3 separate regions of the Homo sapiens genome follow, and all the other regions are linked to region 3. Evidence: chromatin contacts called from ENCODE Hi-C or POLR2A ChIA-PET data. All regions are on one chromosome and are shown on one strand. The core of a region is the stretch at or near the end of the contact, and the rest is flanking DNA. Distances in the headings are between cores, read along the strand shown.

The links. Hi-C counts contacts between places; a loop is a spot of excess contacts on that map. ChIA-PET counts read pairs that join two places held with the same protein, here RNA polymerase II (POLR2A). Pooled maps may share reads with other maps.
Region 1: a map of mammary epithelial cell shows a loop between it and region 3 (13-fold over the local background). The contact joins the promoter of RUNDC3B here to the enhancer-like site in region 3. A Hi-C loop is called at or near these places in 7 of 168 maps with a recorded cell type or tissue (Calu3, GM12878, HCT116 and 4 more), 28 of 37 single-sample maps with no recorded cell type and 12 of 50 pooled maps. POLR2A ChIA-PET finds 5 or more read pairs at or near these places in 1 of 52 experiments (A549).
Region 2: a pooled map shows a loop between it and region 3 (2.2-fold over the local background). The contact joins two enhancer-like sites. A Hi-C loop is called at or near these places in 1 of 168 maps with a recorded cell type or tissue (MCF 10A) and 2 of 50 pooled maps. POLR2A ChIA-PET finds 5 or more read pairs at or near these places in 1 of 52 experiments (GM10248).

What each region holds. Positions count from the first base shown.
Region 1 is chr7:87,626,746-87,630,531 of GRCh38, reverse strand. RUNDC3B (RUN domain containing 3B) reads right to left here and starts at 2,134. Exons shown (of 11, transcript NM_001134405.2): 1 at 1,587-2,134. The coding sequence starts at 1,708. It also overlaps a transcript of ABCB1 not described here. RefSeq lists silencers at 1,890-1,939, 1,990-2,219 and an enhancer at 2,085-2,379.
Region 2 is chr7:86,947,166-86,951,121 of GRCh38, reverse strand. ELAPOR2 (endosome-lysosome associated apoptosis and autophagy regulator family member 2) reads left to right here. Exons shown (of 22, transcript NM_001142749.3): 3 at 3,200-3,395. Among named protein-coding and RNA genes, the nearest start is that of ELAPOR2, 110 kb to the left of the region's middle. RefSeq lists enhancers at 648-717, 1,179-1,368, 1,066-1,602, 1,603-2,140 and a silencer at 1,009-1,058. Within about 2 kb of position 1,906, at least 3 of the 41 ENCODE cell types and tissues checked have a DNase peak (open chromatin) inside an H3K27ac peak, as active enhancers do.
Region 3 is chr7:87,314,897-87,318,524 of GRCh38, reverse strand. No RefSeq gene overlaps it. Among named protein-coding and RNA genes, the nearest start is that of TP53TG1, 29 kb to the left of the region's middle. Within about 2 kb of position 2,089, at least 5 of the 41 ENCODE cell types and tissues checked have a DNase peak (open chromatin) inside an H3K27ac peak, as active enhancers do; they include mammary epithelial cell, where a contact is called at or near this core.

The DNA.
Region 1 (3,786 bases), core at 885-3,384, 310 kb before region 3:
AAATCAGCCTTGCTTATGGTTCCATTTACCTACTTTAAAGATATTTACCTATATTTTAAAACACCTAACAGCCTATTTGTCTCAAAAAGTTACATCCTAGACAGCACAAACGGCAAATTAAACGGATACCATATTACTTTACCATTTACAACTCAAAGTGCTGTAATAATTACATTATACAAATACAGTCAATGAAGAAGGTCTTCTTGCTAGATAAACATTTGTAATAATTCAAGTATTTTTTAAAAAGTCACTGTGAGTTATTGCATTTAAGTCCTGGAATAATTATCTGTATTCCACTTAAGATGCTAGACACATTTTTACACAAGAAAAATAACGGAAAAATACAGAGAAATTGCAAAGGAAGAAAAAGTTTCATCATCATCTGATTCTTAAGAGGAATATCACTAGGTGATGATTAGGAGTCTGATGGAGGAAAGTAATTTTAAAACAACTTAATGGCTCAGAGAAGTTCCTAAGAAATTGATGCTTAGGGTTTCAATTTTTCTTAATACTCAGATATAAGACTTAAAGAAAATATATCAGCATGTTAAAAACCAGTTATCTCTGAATACTAGGCTTACTATAAATAGTTCTTTTTTTTTTTTTTTGACGAAGTCTCCCCCTGTGGTCCCGGCTGGAGTGCAATGACGTTATCTCAGCTCATTGCAACCGCCTCCCAGGTTCAATCGATTCTCCTGCCTCACCCTCCCGAGTAGCTGGGATTACAGGAGCCCGCCACCACGCCCGGCTAATTTTTTGTATTTTTAGTAGAGACGAGGTTTCACTATGTTGGCCAGGCTGGTCTCGAACTCCGACCTCGTGATCCGCCCGCCTCAGCCTCCCAAAGTGCTAGGATTACAGGTGTAAGCCACCGCGCCCGGCCCAATAGTAATTATTCTTTTATTGTTTCTATATTTTTCTGAAGGAAATACTACATTTACAGTTATAAAGCATTAAGGAAAGGCAGGCCTTAAAATAAATCATTGACATAAAGACTAGGTATCCTCCACAGTCCCACTCTTAATAACAACTGCAGAACCAGCACTAGCACTGTAGCTGAAAAGTGGATAGTACACACACGCTCACATACACAATGGCTGGCATGTAGTAGGCACTCAACTAACGTGTGAAATGAAATGGCTGAAGATAATGTAAACAAGCCAAAACAACGAAATGCACTCTGATTTGGGGGCAACACAGTAAACAATCACAGTAACTACCACTTTATCCAAAGCTCGCTGACAGCTGAATGGGCATTAAATGAAAGAGCTCTTCTTCCTTGCCCTCCTCTTTCACTCTGACGCTAGATTGCACATTCAAAACAAATCCTCCTCCAGCCCCGCCCCAAGCTCTACCCTCCAGTACCTTCAGCACTGGAACTGACACAAAGTCCAGGGCTGCGACGGTGTCCAGACCCGGGCCCCTGTCCAAGGAGCTGCGCGCTCACAGATTTGGCTGGCGCAACATAGGCGGGGGCACTGGGCGGCAGCCCATCATGCCCGGGACCCCCAAGGACCCGCGCGGAAGCCCAGAGCTCTCAGCCCCGGCGGGAGGCTGGTTCCCCTCGCCCTGCGCTGCCGTACCTGCACACGGTGATCAGGTTCCTCCTCTCCACCGCAGCATTGCGGGCGCTCAGGCTTTTCTTGCCGCCTCCGCCGCCACCGCCGCGGATCCCGCTCAGGCCCCCCAGGCTCCGGGAGGCCATGGCGGGCTTACCCCCGTGCCCCTTTTGTCTCGTGCCACCCCGCACGCCCCCCACACCTGCTTAAGGGGGTTCTCGCTCGGTCCGCAACCGTGGGGGCGCGGGAAGGATGTAGGAAAGGAGCCTGGAGGGAGGAAGGGTGTGGAAGACAGCAGGGACTCGCACCCGGGGACTGACGGCTCGCCCTTGGCACCCGAGCTCCACACACACACACACACACACACACACACACACACACACACGCACGCACGCACCACCTCCGCCCTCGGCGCGCCGCCGACTGCCGGGCTGCGCCTGCGGGTCGGCGTCAGGCGCTCTCCTCCTTCCCGAGGGACCTCAGCAGACGGCGCGCGCGCGAGCCCGTCGGCCCCTCACGCCCAACCACCCACACTCCGCAGCCACTCGTGCCCCAGCCCGGGAGGCAGCGGCAAGGCCCCCGGCCTCGCGTGCGCAGCCCCACCCTCTCTGCGCCTATCAAATCAACGCTACCCCCGCCGGATCCAATCGCGGCACCAGAGGGGCGGGGCCGGCCGCGCGGACCTTTTAAAGCAGCGGGCTCAAGCCCCGCCCCGACGCGTGGGCTGCTGTCAAGGACGCTGGGCTCGCTTTCGCAGCCCGCTAGCTGCCGCCAGTAGCCACACAGGCTAGCCGCGGGGATTGTGGGATGCGGGGCCCCACAGCGCCAGGGGCCTATTGCCCCCCCCTTGCCTGTAGCCAAGCTTTAACGGCTGATACCTATTTGCGTGGCTGCCGTAGCTTCAGTGCCTGCCTAGAAAGCAGCGCGCCGGCTCCCACACCCGACCTTGGGCCTAAGTACTAAGAAGGGAGGAGGGTTCCTTTTGTCCTGACGCCCTCCCAGGGGCTAATAAACAGCAACACAATGGCCCGAGGGGGGAATTGCTCGTAGAATCTCCTTCTTGGCGCGTCTAGTGCCGACATTTCTTGCCCCTCCACACCATGTCGCTCCCACCTCAGCCTCCAGCGCAGCCCGCACCCGGGACTGACGGCCCGCCTAAGGAGGAGCGTGGTGCCAGTGTAGAGTCTTTTCGCGTCCTGGGCCGTGACTCCGGAATCGGGAGTCCGGGTCTGGGAATAGTAAGCCCAGGAACGACGCGGCCTCGGTCCAGCTGGGCTGCTCCCTCAGAGTCCTGGAACGCCCTCCTCGACGCGCGTGTTCGGAAGCGCCCCCTTCCTAGAGCTTCTCACTACCCACCGTTTTACCTGCAGGAGGGTCCCAGCTTGGGTCAGGTCCTCTGACACTCACCTACGCCTGCTGTTCACCTCCCTTTGCACCAATATGCCCAGATTTTAGAGTGCAATCCTAAATGACTTACTCTCCCTATGGGACCTAGCACAGTGCTGTACATAGAACAGGTTCTCAATAAATGTTTCTCGAATTTAATTTGAAGTCACATTTGACATAATTTTTACTGAAATTTCACGGCTTCAGTGGCTCCAAAATCCATGTATCTTTCACCTCTACTTTTGAAGTTTCTGTCAAAGAATGTCAGAGAATATATAGTTTTGTGTGGCTATCTCTATTTTTCTTATATATTATCCCTGTTAATGCAGGGCATACTGTTACTCTTGAATGTTTTAACAACGCACGTTTGTGTAATAAAGTTGTAAATTCCTAATTTCTGAGGTTTTTAAAGTTTAAAAATCTCTATTTAAAATAGTCAAAAAATCATCCTTTTCAGCTACCATGTCTAATTTTATTCTACTATTCTGTTTAGTAGAATAAAAATATATGGGCTGGGCGCGGTGGCTGACGCCTGTAATCCCAGCACTTTGGGAGGCTGAGGCGGGCGGATCACGAGGTCAGGAGTTCGAGACCAGCCTGACCAACATAGTGAAACCCCATCTCTACTAAAAATACAAAAATTAGCCGGGTGTGGTGGCACGCGCCTGTAGTGGCAGCTACTCGGTAGGCTGAGGCAGGAGAATCGTTTGAACCCGGGAGGCGGAGGTTGCAGTGAGCGGAGACTGCGCCAGTGCACTCCAGCCTGGGCGACAGAGTGAGACTCCATCTCTCTCTCTCTCTCTCTCTCTGACATATATATGACATATATATGACATAT
Region 2 (3,956 bases), core at 657-3,156, 370 kb after region 3:
ATTTCCCCTGCAGGTTGTAGTTTGCTCACCTCTGATTTAATGTACTGTAGGGTCTTGGTTTATGATATTATTATTTATCATATTAGGCAAATGTCTGATTCTGAGTTTGCTAGAAGATCCATAGACCATTGAAAATAAGCAGTTTTCCATAACTGTGTTTTTCTGTTAGTTGTGCTGGTAGTGATAATAGCTTTAATGAGCATTTGTTATATGCCAGGCACTAACCACCTTATACTATATTTTATTTTCTCAGTATGGTCACAGGATTCTTGGGGTGTCACTTCACCAGCTGGAAACCCCTGTGGCCAGTGGCACCTTTGCCTGAGTTTTGCTCAGGCCCACCAGGCTTGTTCTGCCTCCTTGGCCTGCCAGGCTGCATTTGGCTCACTCTACTGGCCTGGGTCCCACGCTGGCCAAGGGCTAGCCAGGTGCAGAGTGGCAAGGGGTGTGTGAGTGAGCATGGGGTTCAGGCTACCATGCACAGCCAGGCATGACAGCTGCGGTGGGGGGAGCAACTCCAGGTGACAGCATGGGCACTGGTTCCCTGTGAGGCTGCAGCTGAACCAAGCATGCCACAAGCAGCTTCTGTGCTGGCACCGGGGAATATGGTGGCACCCAGAAGCTTGGAGACAGAGCCCCAAAGAGGCTGTTACAGGAACTACAGAGCCCCAAAGAGGCTGTTACAGCCTTGACTTGGGGAGCTTCCAGGTCTGGTATCCCCAAAGGGCCACAGCTCTTCTCTCCTTCTTGTCACCTGCAACGTGGCAAGCAAGGAGCATGTTTCAGCCCTATTTGTTAAAACTCTTTTAGCTCCACCATTTGGTGGTTCCTGAGTTCTTGTCCTATATCCAGGAAGAATGAGGTATGTGGACAAGTGGAGGGTGAGCAAGGTGAAGAGGAGCTTTATTGAGCTACAGAATAGCTTAGAGGAGACCCACAGTGACTAGCTCCTCTTCATAAGCAGGGTGTCTCAGCTACTGTTCAGCTCTCAGCAGAGAGGGGACCCTGGAGTGGGTAACCGAGTCCAGGGCTTTTATGGGCCTGGGCCTCAGCCAGCCAGAGGGAGGAAGTGTGTGCTGATTGGTCAATGGGCGGCCATGGGCAGTCTGGGGGGAAAAAGCACCACAAGTTCCCATTCTGGCCCACTGACTGGCAACCCAGCCCCCAGGCTTCAGAGCCTCCCTGGCTTGAAGGTGGGGCTTTGTGGGACCCATCCCCTTCCATCCAGGAGACTCTATGCCTCCTGCCACTGTTCTGGGCACCCAGGCTGTTCGGTCAAGGAGTGCCTGCAGGCCAGTGCCAAGCTGCCTTCAGCCCCTGCTTCAGTCTCTCTCCTGTGCTTGTTGGTGGCCAAAGTCTGGAGGAGGCTGAGGTGGCAGGAAGCTGGTATGTTAGCAGAGTGCCCAGGCTCAGCCCCAACCTTGCTCTGAGATTGGAAGGGGTGCCAGGAGTGGGGAGAGGCCAGGCAGGGGGAGCAGACGTCTCCAAGCCTGTGGGGGAAGGGGTTCTTCCTGGGCCCCTGAGAGTGCCAAGATGCCCTGGTCCACAGCCATGGCTTGGGTAGCTGCAGCTGTGCTCAGGATGGTGGAGCTCCTGCCTGCTCCTGGCCCCCAAGAGCACAGGGAAGCTTGAGTCTGCCTGGGAGGACGGGGCTCTGCCTCCTCCCGCCCCAATGGCTCCATGGAACGTGCTGCCTGGTCCGCACTTCCCCCACAGTAGCCGGCTTCATGGCAGTGGTCACTCCAGGCTGGCTGCTGCTGCCATCAGTATAGCCCTTAAAGGTACCTATTGTGATTGTTATCTCATTTTTTAGAGACAGAAACTAAGGCCTAGAGAGGTGAAATAACTCACTCAGTGTCATAGAATTAGGAAGTGGTACAGCCTTGTCCTAGGACAGTTTTGACTATGTAGCCAGCATGCCACATTCTTTGCATAATCTTTTTTTATTTTCTCATGTTTTACTGATTTGGGGATGTTGATTTGAATGTAGAAGTTCATTGTACAGCATCTTTAAGGTTTTCTCAAGGAAAGCATTATATTAATTCAGCGAATAAGTAGATGTGTGTGGATTTTAGCTCTAATTCTTTAATTAGTTTTTAAAAATCAGCTGATTTTTATTTCTGGCTAAGTTTTCTAATGTATTCTAAAAGAGAAGAATCTACCTAAATGTGAGACTTTGCTGCTTTACACTCTGCTGGGAGATTTGTTTTTCTTCACTGGGTAATTTGGAGGTCTCATTTTGTTCTTGTTTCTTTAATATCCTGATTAAAGGATTAGAAAGCCCTTTTCCAAGGTTGGAGTCACTAATACCATCGTGCACATAGCCATGTACTTGGAGGATGTTGATTTGCATTTGTTGAAGGAATAATAACTTAGCTTTCTTTTTTTGTAGTGTGTCAACTATTCTTCACATTGTCGTATCTAGTATCTCTGGGTACAGTTCTCAGAGTCTGCAGAAAGCTTGACATCAGAAATAAGATATAGGTGGTAGAGATGACTAGGTTGGTGTGAATATTGAAAAAGTGGGCTCATGGTTTCAGAGTGGAGATAACCTGTTCAACTATTGCACTGCTTTCCTGTTTCCCTTTTTATATTTAGTTGTCACTCATTGGATCAGCATTTTATCTGGACTTAGTATGTGCCTGATACAGCTAGGAATCCAAAAATAATGATCCTTGTTTTCTTAAAGCTCAAAATCTCACATCAACTTATAAGTGGTCTTAATATGTGCTTATCCACTGATTAGCATAAATTAAGTGCTTTAATGGAGGTATTATAACAAGTGCACTGTAGGACCATAAAGGGAGGTACAACTGACTGCCCATTGGGCCAGGGGAAGGGATCTGTTATGAAGTGAGTGGTTTTTGAGTTGAGAACAGGAGTGTTCCATGTAGAGAAGGTAGGATTGGCCAACATCTATCTTGTAGGAAAGAAGACCACAACAGCAGGAGAGAGGATGAAATATTTTGGGAATGATAGGAATTCTGTTTTGGCTGGAAGAGGGTGGGGCAAAGGGTGAGCTTGGAAAAATAGGTTGGAACCAGATTGTGAAATGCATGTAGTGATAAGAGGAATTTGAAAGGCTTTCGTTTGAGTGTGGCACAATCAGAGTTTTATAAAAATAATTCTGGTGACAGCATGAAGGGGAGGAAATTGATGGGAGGGTAAGTAATGGGTTGTCCATTCTTCTGCCTTCCAGCTTTCTCCTGTGCTTCTGGAGAGTATCTAGAAATGAAGAACCAGGTATGCAGTAAGTGTGGTGAAGGCACCTATTCCTTGGGCAGTGGCATCAAATTTGATGAATGGGATGAATTGCCGGCAGGATTTTCTAACATCGCAACATTCATGGACACTGTGGTGGGCCCTTCTGACAGCAGGCCAGACGGCTGTAACAAGTAAGAATCCAAAGCAGCCTTTGGCTCTTAACTGAATATTTGAGAAGAAAGTAGTTGCTCTTTTCCAGAAAGAAGATGAGGATAATCTTGGTACTGTTTGTGGTGATAGATAAGCTAATTGCAAAGAATCATGTTTTTTGGACGGTCATTGCAATGAGTTTTCATGAGGTTAAAATCATTGCCCTCAGGATATAATAGACACTGTATGCAAAAATGCAATAAAGCTGTTAGAGAAGCAAATTAATTTTCTCATATTTATAACTACATTTAAGCCACTGGTGTTTCTACTAACCTTTTTCTGATTTTTAACAGATACTTTCAGGTTTTTTTATTTTCCTCTGACAGGAAGAATTCATAACCTTCATTTAGACACTTGATTATCTCCTATAAAAGAGAGTGGGTTAAGTACCTAAGGTGGAAAGCGCCTTTGCTTAATTCCTACCTCTTTTATAGGGGATTATTAGCTTTGCATATGACAAAGCTGGAGAAATGTTAAACTGTTTTGAAAAAAACAAAACAAAATGTTTGTCTTTGAGCTATATCCCTTCCTGTTCCCTTGTA
Region 3 (3,628 bases), core at 840-3,339:
ATTGACAGAAGTAGGCTTCAGAAGGTGAGTAACAATAAAAAGCAAAAAACATGCTAAAGGAGCATGTTCTAACCCAATGCAAGAAAGCTAAGAACCTTGAAAAAAGGTTAGAGGAATTGCTAACTAGAATAACCAAAAAATAAATTTGTACTAAAAATAATTTGTTGGTTATATCTGAAATTCAGATTTAACTATGTGTCCTATAGTTTTGTTGTCAAAATCTTGCAATTCTAGTTATGAACAACGTTGAAGTGTAGGTGAATAATCCTAATTTCACAGTTGATGAAACCAAATGAAACAAAGAGATAAATTCCCCAAAGTCACATAATTGAAAAAGGGGCAGAGACATGATCTGAACCCAGATTTGATTCATTGTCACCTCTTCAGTCTCAGCAACCATGAGCAATGTTGAGAAAATGATAGCAAGGAGATGGAGGCATAATTTGTGGACCTGAGGATGGCACTAGCCACCCCCATATTACATCTACAAATATAAGTGGGCACTACAGAGGCACCCTGCTCACCCCTGCCCAGGCTTCCCCAACACATCTGTGAGTCTCCTCTGAATGAAAAAACCAGCTCCATACTTGACTTCATGTTTGTGTTGGTTTTTGAACTTGCTGAGACCTGTCTGACACATCACTTGCCTTTCATTGTGGCTGTGTTCTCTGAGGTCTTAAATCCAGCCTGCCCTTTAGATCTCAATACCTGGCAGGCCACCTCCACCCAAGCTTCTTGATAGCGCGGGAAGAGGGAGGTAAATGAGAGACCCCAAGACTGGGCTAGCTGGCTGCTGGCTGTTGAGACATTCCCAGCAGAGATTAATAGTATGAATACTAATACAAAGAATAGCTACCATTCATTAATACTTGATAGTATTAATACAATCAGCAGCTTCCCCATCCTTGCACTGCTGAATCTTTTATGTACATTATCACATGTAATCCTCTCAGTAGTCCTAGCAGATGATACTATTATCCCCATTGTACAGGTTTAGGAAAGTGAGCAACTTGCCCCAAATCATCCAACAGAGCTAAAATTCCTGTCTAATTTGGCCTGCCCCCAAGTCTCTGCTCCTACCTTTGATGTACAGCTTTGTCAGCTGTCCCAGAATGTCAGGAAACAACCCAGAGGCTGTGGCTGCTGCTGCTTGCAGCTACTCGCAGCTACTCCAGCTTCCTTGTACTTCAGAGAGCACAAGGAAGGTCAGGAATTTAAATGAGCTCCTCTCTGCCTGGGCTTGCCATCCCTGCATGTGAAGAGGTTGTGGAAGAGAAGCCATCCTCACTTGTGTCATTGCAATTTTTTCTTTCTTTTCTAATTAACCATAGGTGCCATGAGCAGAAAGGTACCTCTTTTTAAAAACCATCCACCAGTTTCCAAAGTATCCTGTCCTCTAGGATAGGCTTTGTGCCTCTTGCTGCCCCCAGGGTGAATGAATAGGATCTTATTATTTGGATTTTTACTTAGTGAGTAAAGTAAATACAATTTACTTATAAACAAGTGCTGCAGCTAACTCTTTGGCAATCAAAGCACAAGATGAAACTTGAGTTCTGTCATGCCAAGGACTCCAGGATGAGTCACTCTAACTCCATATCAAATCAGGAAATAAGCATAAACATTGTATTAAGAATACAAAAAGAATTTAGTTAGATTCATCCTCTTATTTAAGAAGTTGGAAACTTTTCATCAGAAGAGCGCCATGGAAAGGAAAGTCCAGGGAATAAAGGATAGTGTTCAAAGATAGTTACTGATACTGACATAAGACTTCCTAGAATTTATAGCTGTATTTTGAGGGAGTGTTTAGGAATAAATCTTTCCATTTATGAATGTTTGTTGTCATGGTTAAATTTATAAAGTGTCAAAAACCCATTTTAGAAAATGCTGGTCCAGACCCTTGCTACTCACTGTGGTCCAGGAACAAGTAGTATTGATGTCACCTGGGAACTTATTAGACTCTAGGGCCTCACCCCAGAACTACTGAATCAGAATCTTCAGTTTCACAAAATCCCCAGGTGATTTCTATGTAGTAGTCTAGACTGGCAAATAATAGCAGCTGGGAGTTTTGGTGGTCAGTGGAACCTAAAGTGATACTGAGGCCCATCCTGAAAGAAGTTACTGGGCAGGCAAGGGGAGTAGGTGGACTTTCCGTGGAGTGAATGGCCTGCAGCAAAAGGGTAGGTGGCACTTCCAGCTGGGCAGGGGACTCATATCTGTGGCAGCAACGCTTCCTTTTATTGAGTCCATTATGCCTAGTGAGGGAAGCCTGCTGAAATAATTTAACCAACTTCTGCAGATTCACTGCCCCATATGGTCCACTAACAAAACCTTTCTATATTTTCAGAACTGCTACAGATTTTGTGTGTGTATGTGTGTATACATGTACATACATGTGTACACGTGTGTGCATATATATGTAAAATAATTGCAATATTATGATTGTGAGAAAGGTGCCGATTTGCCTTTTTAAAGCCACACTTTCAGCCAATAAAACAAAAAATTCCCTGAAACATTTCAACCCAAAATTTCGTTTTCAGAAACCAGATACCTATCTAAGTTATAGAACTGACATTTAGAAGTGCTTATAAATGAGCTTCTAAATGAAAAATAATGTTGAGTAATGGAAAATCTGGAATCCTTTATTTAAATTCAGCATCTTCTTCTGGGAAATAGGGATAATGATACTTACTGGCGGGTTGTAGTAAGATGCATAGTGAGATACATGGTATGTTGTTGTTGTTGTTGTTTTGGAGATGGAGTCTTGCTCTATCACCCAGACTGCAATGCAGTGGCACAATCTTGGCTCACTGCAACCTCCACCTCCCGGGTTCAAGCAATTCTCCTGCCTCAGCCTCCCGAGTAGCTGAGACTATAGGCATCCACCATCATGCCCGGCTAATTTTTGTATATTAGTAGAGACGGGGTTTCACTGTGTTGCCCAGGCTGGTCTCGAACTCCTGAGCTCAGGCAATCCACCCACCTTAGCCTCCCAAAGTGCTGGGATTACAGGCATGAGCCACCACGCCTGGCCAATACAAGTTATGTTTTCTAAACTGATAAAATTATTAGAATCAGCATTCATTTACACCAGTGTAAACACAGCATTAGCCTCACTGACTATCTACATACAAAACCAGTGAGAATTGAGGTTCCAGGCAAGGTACATCTGACTCTTGAAAGCAGCAGAGCTTGACTCAACGTTAAGTTCTCAATTGTATGAACTTCAAAGCTTATTTGCGACCATATATGATAAGTAGAGTTAAAAATGAATGACTACAGAGGAGATAAGTGAGAGACCCCTTTTATAAAAGGGACAGTTGTCACCCATCTTGCCAGGAATGATGACAAGGAAGGATGGAAATTGTCATGATCCTAACAATTCACTGGACCCAGGGTCAACCCAAGCCAATAATACCAGAATTTCTTCATATTGTCCTGCCAAAGAGGATATTTTAGATGAATATAGAGCAGGCCCACCCCAGACCTATTGCTCTTCATAACAAGCTTTATATAGCCCAAGAGCTGTCTCCTCAGCTCCCCACCGTGGCCCCCTCCCAAACTGTTTAGTTACCTTTTGCTGCATAACAAACTACCCTACACTTAGTGGCTTACCAGAGCAAGTCATTAT